Regions from separate parts of the Homo sapiens genome. Here region 2 is linked to region 1. A link is a loop called in an ENCODE intact Hi-C map of the cell type or tissue named here. Cell type or tissue: heart right ventricle. All regions are shown on one strand. Links, peaks and the distances in the headings refer to the core of each region. The heading gives the core; the rest is flanking DNA.

Region 1 (5,380 bases), core at 326-5,325:
GTTTGGGAAATACTGATAAGGAAGGCAAACAATATGGAACAATATTTAACAGAGTGCTCTGAATAGTAGAGTAGCTCAAGCAACTGGAAATTGCAAAACTTATTTGGTGACTTTGCCAAATAAATCATGATGATGATTATAAGATCACATACAATATTTTGTATGGACAGAATTTATTTAAGTTATTGTGTTTCTGATTTTAGTGTTAGATTTAAAATTATTATTTATTTATTTGAGACAGTCTCCCTCTGTCATCCAGGCTGGAGTGCAGTGGCACTATCTCAGCTCACTGCAACCTCTGCCTCCTGGGTTCAAGCGATTCTCATGCCTCAGCCTCCGGAGTAGCTGGGATTACTAGTGTGCGCCACCACGCCTGGCTAATTTTTTTTTTATTTAGTAGAGATGGTGTTTTGCCATGGTGGCCAGGCTGGTCTCAAACTCCTGACCTCAAGTGATCCACCTGCCTCGGTCTCCCAAAGTGCTGGGATTGCAGGCATGAGTCACCACTCTCGGCCTAGATTTAAAATTTTTATATACAGTTATTTTATAATATGTTGGTATTATTAAAAACAATGGTGTTTAATTATTAATAAGGTAATGTCCTGAAGTATGGCAAAACAAAGTATGCTTGTGTATGCAAGAGGTTGCAGAAAGCATAAAGACCTCACAGAGATTTTATACTGGGTCTATTTAGACCAGTTGTGCCACTAATCTAAGGGCAACCCACTTCTCTTTTGATGGCCTTTTTGCTAGAGGTATCTTAGATCTTTTGTTATCTGATACACACACACACACACACACACACACACACATGCACACGCAAACCCATATCCTATACCCTCACTTCTCCAAACTGAGCAATAACAAGAGAAATGGAGAAGAAATGTCCAAAGTTCACAAATTCCAACTTCAGCTTAGCAAACTCACATAAGGAAGTAAGAAAATGCATGCTATAGATAACAATGTCAGAACAGGGAAGGACCAGTCAAAGAACTGAGGCACACAAAGGTTAAGCAAGAGTGTTCAAGAGGACCGTAAAGGGAAATATTCAGAGAGCTTCTTTATTATTTTATTTGTTTTGAGGCAGGGTCTCGCTCCATTGTCCAGGCTGAAGTGCAGTGTGCGATCTCCGCTCACTGCAACTTCCGTCTCCCAGGTTCAAGTGATTCTCTTGCCTCAGCCTCCTGAGCAGCTGGGATTACAGGCACGTGCCACCACACCCAGATAATTTTTATTTTGTTTTGTTTTGAGATGGAGTTTCACTCTTGTCGCCCAGGCTGGAGTGCAGTGGCATGATCTCAGCTCACCGCAACCTCCGCCTCCAAGGTTCAAGCGATTCTTCTCCCTCAGCCTCCCAGGTAGCTGGGATTACAGGTACCCACCACCACACCCAGATAATTGTTGTATTTTTAGTAGAGATGAGGTTTTACCATGTTGGCCAGGCTGGTCTTGAACTCCTGACTGTCTGTCTGTGGCAGTGCAGAGTTTCTGGAACCCCTCTGTGACTTAACCCAAAGCCACATGTGCCACTCCCCCATGGGCCTGTCTGATAGAAGGATGTTGCTTACCAAATGGAAGCTCATCTTATTCACATCTTTCTACCAATGCCACTAAATTTGAGTTTACTTGGAGCAGAATTTTTTCCTTCCCTGGATTTTGGTTACCAAACAGATGGAACTTTCACAAATTCAAAACAGCAACTTGGTGCCCAGCTGACCGCACGTCAATGTTCTGGCTGCAGCGCATCCTATCTAAAAGGTGCCTGCTATTTCTTTACTCCTTAGATTATTTTGCTTATTAGAGTCTGGTGTTTCCAGGGGACCTGAGGGCTGGTGAGAACAGAAGCACACAAGATACCCTTACAAACATTCCCTGTCCTTTTGACTGTTGAGGGATCTGCTAGGAAATGGAAAGGCTTGATCTGCTTCCTGAGAAAACTATAGCCAAAGGAATTTTCAGCCGTGTATTATTTTTGGGAATTGTTCAGATATTTCTAAGCTGTTTTTCTCCCTAACAGAACAGGAGTAAGGAAATCCAAAGATCATTCTAACAAAAATAGAGGCAGTGCTACCCAGCTCCGTGCCTGCACAAACAGGTTGTGATGGTGTATTTGAGTAGACCCTTTCTCTAGACATGTTTCAGACTTGAAATATTATGAATGCCTGATTTAAACTGAAAGAACTTTTCCATAAACTAAACACAAAAGGAAGAAACTATTGGTACTTTTGAATAGGATAGGTGACTTTGTTTTTGTTTTGAGACAGGGTCTCACTCTATTGCCCAGGCTGGAGTGCAATGGCTCACTGCAGCCTTGACCTCTTGGCTCAAGTAATTCTCCCAGCTCAACCTCCCAAGTAGCTGGGACTTACAGGTGCATGATACTATGCCCGACTAATATTTTGTACTTTTCGTAGAGATGGGATTTTGCCATATTGGCCATGCTGGTCTCAAACTCCTGACATCAAGTGATCCACCTGCCTCAGCCTCCCAAAGCTCTGGGATTACAGGTGTGAGCCACTGCGTCCAGCCTGACTTTGAATGTCAACATCTAATCCTGTCCCACCCCACACCCCCAGCTCCTGATTGAAAGGAATACAATATAAGTAAAATAAATATCAGTGCTACAACTAGAAAAGGTTATCATCTACATTTCAAAAATATTGAGGACTTTCTACTGGACTACAGCAAGAAATCTGCATGGAAGAAAAAGCTCCAGGTATACCCTGACCTCCCTTCTCCCCAAGAAACAGCATCCTGGAATAATTGAGATCTCAGATCTTAGTAACATCCCCTAATTAGAAAGAGCAAGAGTTAACAGTAAAATAGACCTTGGGTCAATCGCACTACTTGCAATCCTTTTTACCTTTAAAAACAGTTGTGCACGTGGTCCAAGGTTAAACTGGCCACCCCATGGAGAATATCACGGTGTGGGAGTAGGGATAGGACTCCTTCTAGAGACAGTGGACACTACAATAGGCTGGGATACACCTGGATGCTGAGGCCCCCAGGCCAGTCATCGCAGGGCCAGTCAGAAAGCTGAGCCTGGTGCATCCCCGAACACCTAGAATCACAGAATCTGCCCTTCAGCTCATAGCTCTGGATCCCTTCTTCCCTTATTCTAAGCATCAAAGAGGCCTTCAAACTAAGAACAGAGAAGAGCATTGTAACAGCGACTGGTGATGGAATCCCAAGAAAATCATTTTACCCTGTTTCAGGGTCACCTAGAAAGTTTAGATAAATCTCTCCATTTTCAAAGGTGAAATGGTGGTAAAACCAACATGGAACTATGAAAGTATTCTGTATCATGAAGAGAAGAGAACGTAACACTCAAGAGGAAAACCAAGCTATTGAATAAGGTGAATGGTAGTATACTGAGGAGGAAAAAAATGTTACTTTATGAGCAGAATACTTCATTTCTCATGGTGGGGGGAAATGTGTTTAAGAACATATCTTGCAGAGCATGACTAGCTTTGAAGATGAAGCCTTCTAGGCATGGCTAAGATGGTTTGGTGAGCAAAAAGATCCAGAGATATGAAAGGAACCAGAATTGGGAGGAGCTGGCGCAGACCAGAGAGGATGTGATCTGGGAGAGTCTGGGGAGAGAAAGGGATGGAAGTTCAAGAACCTTGGGAAGAAAGTAGGCCCTGAGCAGAGAGGAAAGCAAGCATGAAATGAAAGAAACAAATGAGCTCTAGTGAGCAGGAACAGGAAAATGGAGCAAGCAGTGAGCACAAGGAACCCTAGAAATCTTGGGTGTGGCATTGGACTTCCCATGGGATGGAAGGTTGACCCAGGGTTGTCTGAATCCAACTGACATCAGAATTACGGTAGAAGACTGAAGTGTTACTTTAATACCCTGCCATTACTTTTAATGGCAAAAACTGCAATTGCTTTTGCACCAACCTATAAATTTTAGATGATAAACTTTATTGTGATCCTAACAAAATGAAAACATGGACTCTGTGAAACAATAGCTCAAAATTGATGTTCTCAAATAGTAGACTGAGATGAAAAGCAGAGGCCACTAAAATTTTTTCAAAAGGGGAATTGGATAAGAAAGTAATATAAATGGACTAAAACAATATAATGGAATTTGAAAATACATGAGCGGCAGTAAAGCCTCTAGATTCAAGAAGATGGAAAACTGAATCCACAATATGGAGGCCCAAAAGTCCTCCTAAAATGCAGAAGAAAAGAATAAATTTCAAAATAACATGAGAAAAGGCAATAAATATAGAAGACAGAGAAGGAAGATAAAAATTAAGAACTTAAGATGTTGCTGAGGCTAAAACAGGAACATTGAAACAGACCTAATAATGGAGGATGTAATCAAAGAAACTTCCGAATTGAAAAACAAAGCCTATATATGTAGACTTAAAGGGATTCCAGGCAAAAGCAATAGAAAGATGCCAATATTTAAATTTACCCTGACAACATTGCTGGTTTTTTTTTTTTTTTTTAAGACAGAGTCTTGCTCTGTCACCCAAGTTGGACTGGAGTGGCATGATCTTGGCTCACTGGAACCTTCGCCTCCTGGGCTCAAGCGATTCTCATGCTTCAGCCTCCCGAATGGCTAAGATCACAGGTGTGTGCCACCAGGCCCAGCTAATTTTTATATTTTTAGTAGAGATGGGGTTTCACCATGTTGGCCAGGCTGATCTCGAACTCCTGACCTCAAATGATCTGCCCACCTGCCTTGGTCTCCCAAAGTGCTGGGATTGCAGGCGTAAGCCACTGCGCCCGGCCCATCGCTGATTTTTAAAACAAACAAAAACTCTTATGTTAAGAATTAGAAGGCTGCTTTTTTGATATGATTAATGTCCCAAACTAATACCTTCCTTAACGGTTAATACTTGGGACATTCCCACTAGTAATCTGAAACTATCCCCACTGCTGCTTAAGCTTGGTCTCAAAATTCCAGTCATTGAATAACAACAAGAAAAACAAGTAAAATAAAACTTTTGGAAAGGTGTCAAATTTATTGCCATTTGCACAATCCCATGAACATTTACCTAAAAACCCAAGAGACCAGTTATAAAAGAAGTATATAAAATAAGTATTTTTATAAAAATCAATAGCTTTTACATGTTAGTTAAAAAAATAGATTATATAAAAGCCAGTATATATCTCATATATACTATAATAATATGTATTATTTTATAATAACAATGCAAATAGAAATAGAAAACCAGGCTGGGTGTGGTGGCTCACACCTGTAATCCCAACACTTTGAGAGGCTGAGGGAGGAGGATGGCTTGAGTCCAGAAGTTCGAAGCCACAGTGAGCTACGATCACACCGCTGCACTCCAGCCTGAGTGATAGAGCGAGACACTGTGTCAAAGAAAAAAAGAAATAGAAAACCACAAACCTTTAATGAAGG
Region 2 (5,380 bases), core at 332-5,331, 53 kb before region 1:
TGGTCTCCAGCTCCTGACCTCAAGTGATCTGCCCACCAGAGTCTCCCAAAGTGCTGGGATTACAGGTGTGAGCCCCTGTGCCCGGCCATTTTGTGTGAGTTTGGTGCCAAAATATTTAGCTCACTTGGTGCAAATGTATGTCTTTTAAGATTTCCATTTAAGGCAGGGCGTGATGGCTCATGCCTGTAATCCCAGCACTTTGGGAGGCTGAGGTGGGTGGATCACCTGAGGTCAGGAATTCCAGACCAGCCTGGCCAACATGGCAGAACCCTGTCTCTACTAAAAAAAAAAAAAATACAGCCGGGCGTGGTGGCTCACGCCTGTAATCCCAGCACTTTGGGAGGCCGACGCAGGCAGATCACGAGGTCAAGAGATCGAGACCATCCTGGCCACCATGGTGAAACCCCACCTCTGCTAAAAATACAAAAATTAGCTGGGCATGGTGGCAGGCACCTGTAGTCCCAGCTACTTGGGAGGCTGAGGCAGGAGAATCGCTTGAACCCAGGAGGCAGAGGTTGCAGTGAGCCGAGAATGTGCCACTGCACTCCAGCCTGGTGACAGGGAGAGACTCCGTCTCAAAATAAATAAATAAATAACCCAGGTGTGGTGGCACGGCCTGTAATCCCTGCTACTCAGGAGGCTGAGACAGGAGAATCTCTTGAACCCGGGAGGCGGAGGTTGTGGTGCGCTGAGCCTGCACCACTGCATTCCAGTCTGGGCAACAGAGCGAGTCTCCGTGTCAAAAAATATATATATATACATATATATATATATTTCTGTTTAATATCAGCCTCATTCTTGGCTTTTTTTTTTTGAGATGGAGTTTCACTCTTGTTGCCCAGGCTGGAGTACAATGGTGCAATCTTGGCTCACCGCAACCTCCGCCTCCCGGGTTCAGGCGATTGTCCTGCCTCAGCCTCCTGAGTAGCTGGGATTACAGACGCATGCCACCATGCTGGGTTAATTTTTTGTATTTTTAGTAGAAACGGGGTTTCACCATGTTAGCCGGCTGGTCTCGAACTCCTGACCTCAGGTGATCTGCCTGCCTTGGCCTCCCAAAGTGCTGGGATTACAGGCGAGGGCCACTGCACCTGGCCTCTTGGATCTATTTTAATCATTATCTTTCTCAGGTATCTCTCTAATGCCCATCATCCTTAATCTATTTTTTATAAGAACATTTCATTATTATTCAACAATTCGGAAGCATAAAACGACCCAGTGGAGTAGCCATTTCATTTCTCTTACTTACTGATCTATACTCGAGCAAGTTTGTCCAACGTGTAGCCCACGGGCCACATGTGGCCCAGGATGGCTTTGAACGTGGCCCAACACAAATTCGTAAACCTTCTTAATAACATTATGAGATTGTTTTTGTAATTCTTTTTTAAGCTCATCAGTTAGTGTATTTTATGTGTGGCCCAAGACAATTCTTCCAATGTAGCCCAAGGAAGCCAAAAGATTGGACACCCCTGTTCTAGATGATTTCTATAGCTCACACTTTACTTTTGGAGAACAATTTTTTCAGAAAGAGCCATTGATGCTTCAGCCTTATTTAAAACCAAACAAACACAAACTCACTATAATGACGGTGACAGGCAACACTGTATTATAGGTTTTCCTAACAAAACCTGTAATACTACTTTCAGACCAGAAGACCAACTGTTATGTGGAACTATAAAGAAAATTCCTTAATCAGTATCTTTAAAACAGAAACCAGAAGGATAATGACAGTAGTCTCTAATAGAGAAAATAGTGCTGGAGTTGATAAAAATTGAATTAAATCATTTTTTCCTTCTCCAATTCCAGCCCTATTCAATCATTTTCTGATTCCTCAACTGTTAAGATAAGCCTAGACTGGTCAGGCACTGTGGCTCATGCCCGTAATCCCAGCACTTTGGGAGGCCAAGATGGGCAGATCACTTGAGGCCAGGAGTTCAAGACGAGCCTGGCCAACATGATGAAACCCTATCTCTACTAAAAATACAAAAATTGGCCCAGCTCACGCCTGTAATCCCAGCTACTCAGGTGGCTTATGCACGAGAACCACTTGAACCAGGGGAGGCAGAGTATGCAGTGAGCTGAGATTGCACCACTGCACTCCAGCTTGGGTGACAGAGCGAGATCCTACCTCAAAGTAAAAAATAAAAGCATACATAATGTCAAAAAACAACCACACAAAGCTACCCCACCCACCTGTAATAAAACAGGTCACTTTATACCTGGCTCAGACCAGATTTTTGCTGGTGGCTAAAGAATGCTTTATGGATCAAAGGGCAGGTTGAGATTGCCTACTTACGTTCATTCCTTCCAAGCATCTTACCATAAACATCTGCCAAGGTTATGACGAGCATGTCACTAGGTTGCATTTTATTAGTTGCTGCCAACAGCTCTTACTTCTGATGGAAAAGAATTTAACAACAACAAAAAAACCCAGTATACTCCAACTTATGCTTTTTCTATGCTTTTATCACCAAATGATAGTACATCCATATATAACTCTAGATATTTGTTTTATAGTCCACACACTTGCTAGTTAAAATGTATTATCATAAGCCACAGTCTGTTCAGAATTACTTGGGTAAAATGCTATGTCACCTACAAACCCTCATCTGATTAATATGGAGGTTGTAATCACTGTCTCAATGGTTTCAGGCTCGTGAAACTTCTCATGCTATTTTCTTACGCCTGTGCTGGCTGGCTGACGGCCAAGTCCTCTGCCTCTGCCACTGCCTCAACCCATAAGCATGCTACAGTGCAGTCCAACCTTTTTTGGTCTTGCCGACCCAAGAGCAGTGTAAACCAGTTGAATCCAACTGCATCACAGTCACAGCAGGCAGGAAATTTCAAGGATCGTTAAGTTTAAGATTTGCCAACCTAAGATCAAGTTATAGGTTTTAAAGTGATTTCATTATCGCAAAAGGATAGCTTGGCTGCTGAGTGTGATTTTCCTATGTTCACATGTACTCCATGGGATTCTAAAACAGAAAATTAAATCTGAACATAAATGATCTGCCAGTTCTCCAAATGACAGGCTTGTGGCAAAATAGGAGAGGCAGTGTCATTTTCAAATCATGTAGCTAGAATCTGATCCAAGTCCATAATCAACGTCTTCCCTATTTTCCTTTGGTCCTTCAGTCTGTTATTACTGTTATTACCTTCTTCCCCACAGACAAATGGAAAATTCAAACATGTTTCTACTTGACATATACGCTGCAATCTTCCTTTCACACTGGCACTCACTATGGTTTTCACGAGAAGAGGTGGCAAACAGGTGAACATCTCACAGAATGTAGCTTCCAAAAATGCTGTTTTGGGCCAGGTTCGGTGGCTCACACCTATAATCCCAGCACTCTGGGAGGCCGAGGCGGGCGGATCACGAGGTCAGGAGTTTGAGACCAGTCTGGCCAACAGTGAAACGCCGTCTGTCCTAAAAATACAACAAAAATTAGCTGGGCGTGGTGGGGGAGCGCCTGTAATCCCAGCTGCTTGGGAGGCTGAGGCAGGAGAATTGCTTGAACCCAGGAGGTGGAGGCTGCAGTGAGCCAAGATCGCACCACTGCACTCCAGCCCAGGTGACAGTGTGAGACTCCGTCTCAAAAAAAATAAAAAATAAAAAATAAAAAAAGCTGTTTTTACTTGACTGGATATGTTGGTGTGGAAAGCAAAAATAATGCAATGATATGAAAAGTAATGGTATCTTATTTATTTAGAGTCTTACTCTGTCACCCAGGCTGGAGTGCAGTTGCGTGATCTCAGCTCACTGCAACCTCCATTTCTCCAGTTCAAGCAATTCTCTTGCCTCAGCCTCCTAAGTAGCTAGGAGTACAGGAACCCACCACCATGCCCAGCTAATTTTTGTAATTTTAGTAGAGACAGGGGTTTCACTATGTTGGTCAGGCTTGTCATGAACTCCCGGCCTTAAGTGACCCACCTGCCTTGGCCTCCCAAAGTGCTGGGATTATAGGTGTGGGCCACTGCGCCCGGCCAGTGTATTTTAAAATTATAAAGCCGATATATTACAAAGTAAAATGCAGGGGAAAAAAAGTCACAAGAAGTATAAAGATTAGATGCTTCTTGTGCTTCTTTTTGTAAAATACAGATGATCCTCAAGAAGTAACTTGAGCAGATTTTCTACTGGCTTTCAAATTGATAACCCTACACCCCCTATAAATTTTTACATTCCTTAACAGAGCTAACCATAGGAACTTCCAAATAATTTCTCAGTGGAAATGAGTCTTCAAAATCACACATGGCTCATAAGAGTTTTGCTTTTTTAATGCCTTCTCAAAGGACCCAGACTGCTAGATTTTCATAATAACTACTTTAACCAGATAGACTTACTATAGGCTGGTAGTTCCCCACTAAAAGATACTTTTCTCTTGCTTAGTAGTCACCTTCCTGTGTTCTAGAGCTTCCCTATGCTTTTAAAATATGCATTATTACAACAGTTCTCCTAAAAACAAAACCACCATAAGAGCTGCTGCACTCGGGGAGCCCTGAATGAATTCTAGAGCAGCGCCTGAGTCCTGCATTCTTTCTTCATTGTCCTTTTTGCTTAATTTGCCTGTGGTGTACCATCAACCTTACAATGGAGACAGAGAGAAAGTACTCCACCTAACCTATTTAAGAAACATTTGCAATATACTGTTTTTTTTTTTTACAAGTCTTTAATTAAAAAACTCAACAAAAATATATAATTGAGCATTTTACATAATGCATACATTCTTAATATCTGCAGGTAAGATAAACAACAGAAGGCAAAAGCAGATATGCTGTATTGCTTCTTTGGCAACTCACCAATATCATCCCCTGCAGAAACAGAGTTTTTTTTTTTTTTTTTAAATCCATGGTCTTAAAATAATTGTCCCTTAGTATAAACAAAATATTTAGCAATAATACAGTAGACGGATTCTTCAAATTCACAACAATTTATAATACTTTATACCACAAGGGTAAACTAGTAAGCTGCTTTCTAAAATTAAGGCAGCAGCAGTGTTTAGAGGGGGAGTAAAAAAAAAAAAAAAGACATCCTTTTTCTAGTTATATCCTGGCTCTGCCTTCTTTGTTGTTGTTTTTAAATAACGTCACATTCAAGCTCTACGTCTTGGATGACATTCCTAAGGATAATAAAATCCTTTTCCCTGTACATAAACTGTGTTTCACTTCCAGATCAGTCTGACACTCTCCAACAAAACCAAATACATTTCGTATGAGGCAACACAATTTTTTTTTTTTTTTGAGATGGAGTCTCGCTCTGTTGTCCAGGTTGGAGTGCAGTGGTGTGATCTTGGCTTACTGCAACCTCCACCTCCTGGGTTCAAGCAATTCTCCTGCCTCAGCCTCCCAAGTAGCTAGGACTACAGGTGTGCACCACCACGCC

The links. Hi-C counts contacts between places; a loop is a spot of excess contacts. Peaks named below come from ENCODE experiments on the same cell type or tissue, not always from the same donor. Only the 100,000 strongest peaks of a DNase experiment are listed, where the experiment ranks them.
Region 2: a loop joins it to region 1, with 4 times the contacts of the local background. A loop is called at or near these places in 2 of 110 quality-filtered maps.

What each region holds. Positions count from the first base shown.
Region 1 is chr17:27,260,099-27,265,478 of GRCh38, reverse strand. No RefSeq gene overlaps it. Among named protein-coding and RNA genes, the nearest start is that of MIR4522, 31 kb to the left of the region's middle. In heart right ventricle, for the core only: no CTCF peak of the experiment used is centred there; no DNase peak of the experiment used is centred there; H3K27ac peaks cover 2,476 bases.
Region 2 is chr17:27,312,899-27,318,278 of GRCh38, reverse strand. It overlaps WSB1 (WD repeat and SOCS box containing 1), which reads right to left. Exons shown (of 9, transcript NM_015626.10): 9 at 2,353-5,380. Among named protein-coding and RNA genes, the nearest start is that of LINC03146, 17 kb to the left of the region's middle. In heart right ventricle, for the core only: no CTCF peak of the experiment used is centred there; a DNase peak (open chromatin) is centred at 2,718; H3K27ac peaks cover 2,579 bases.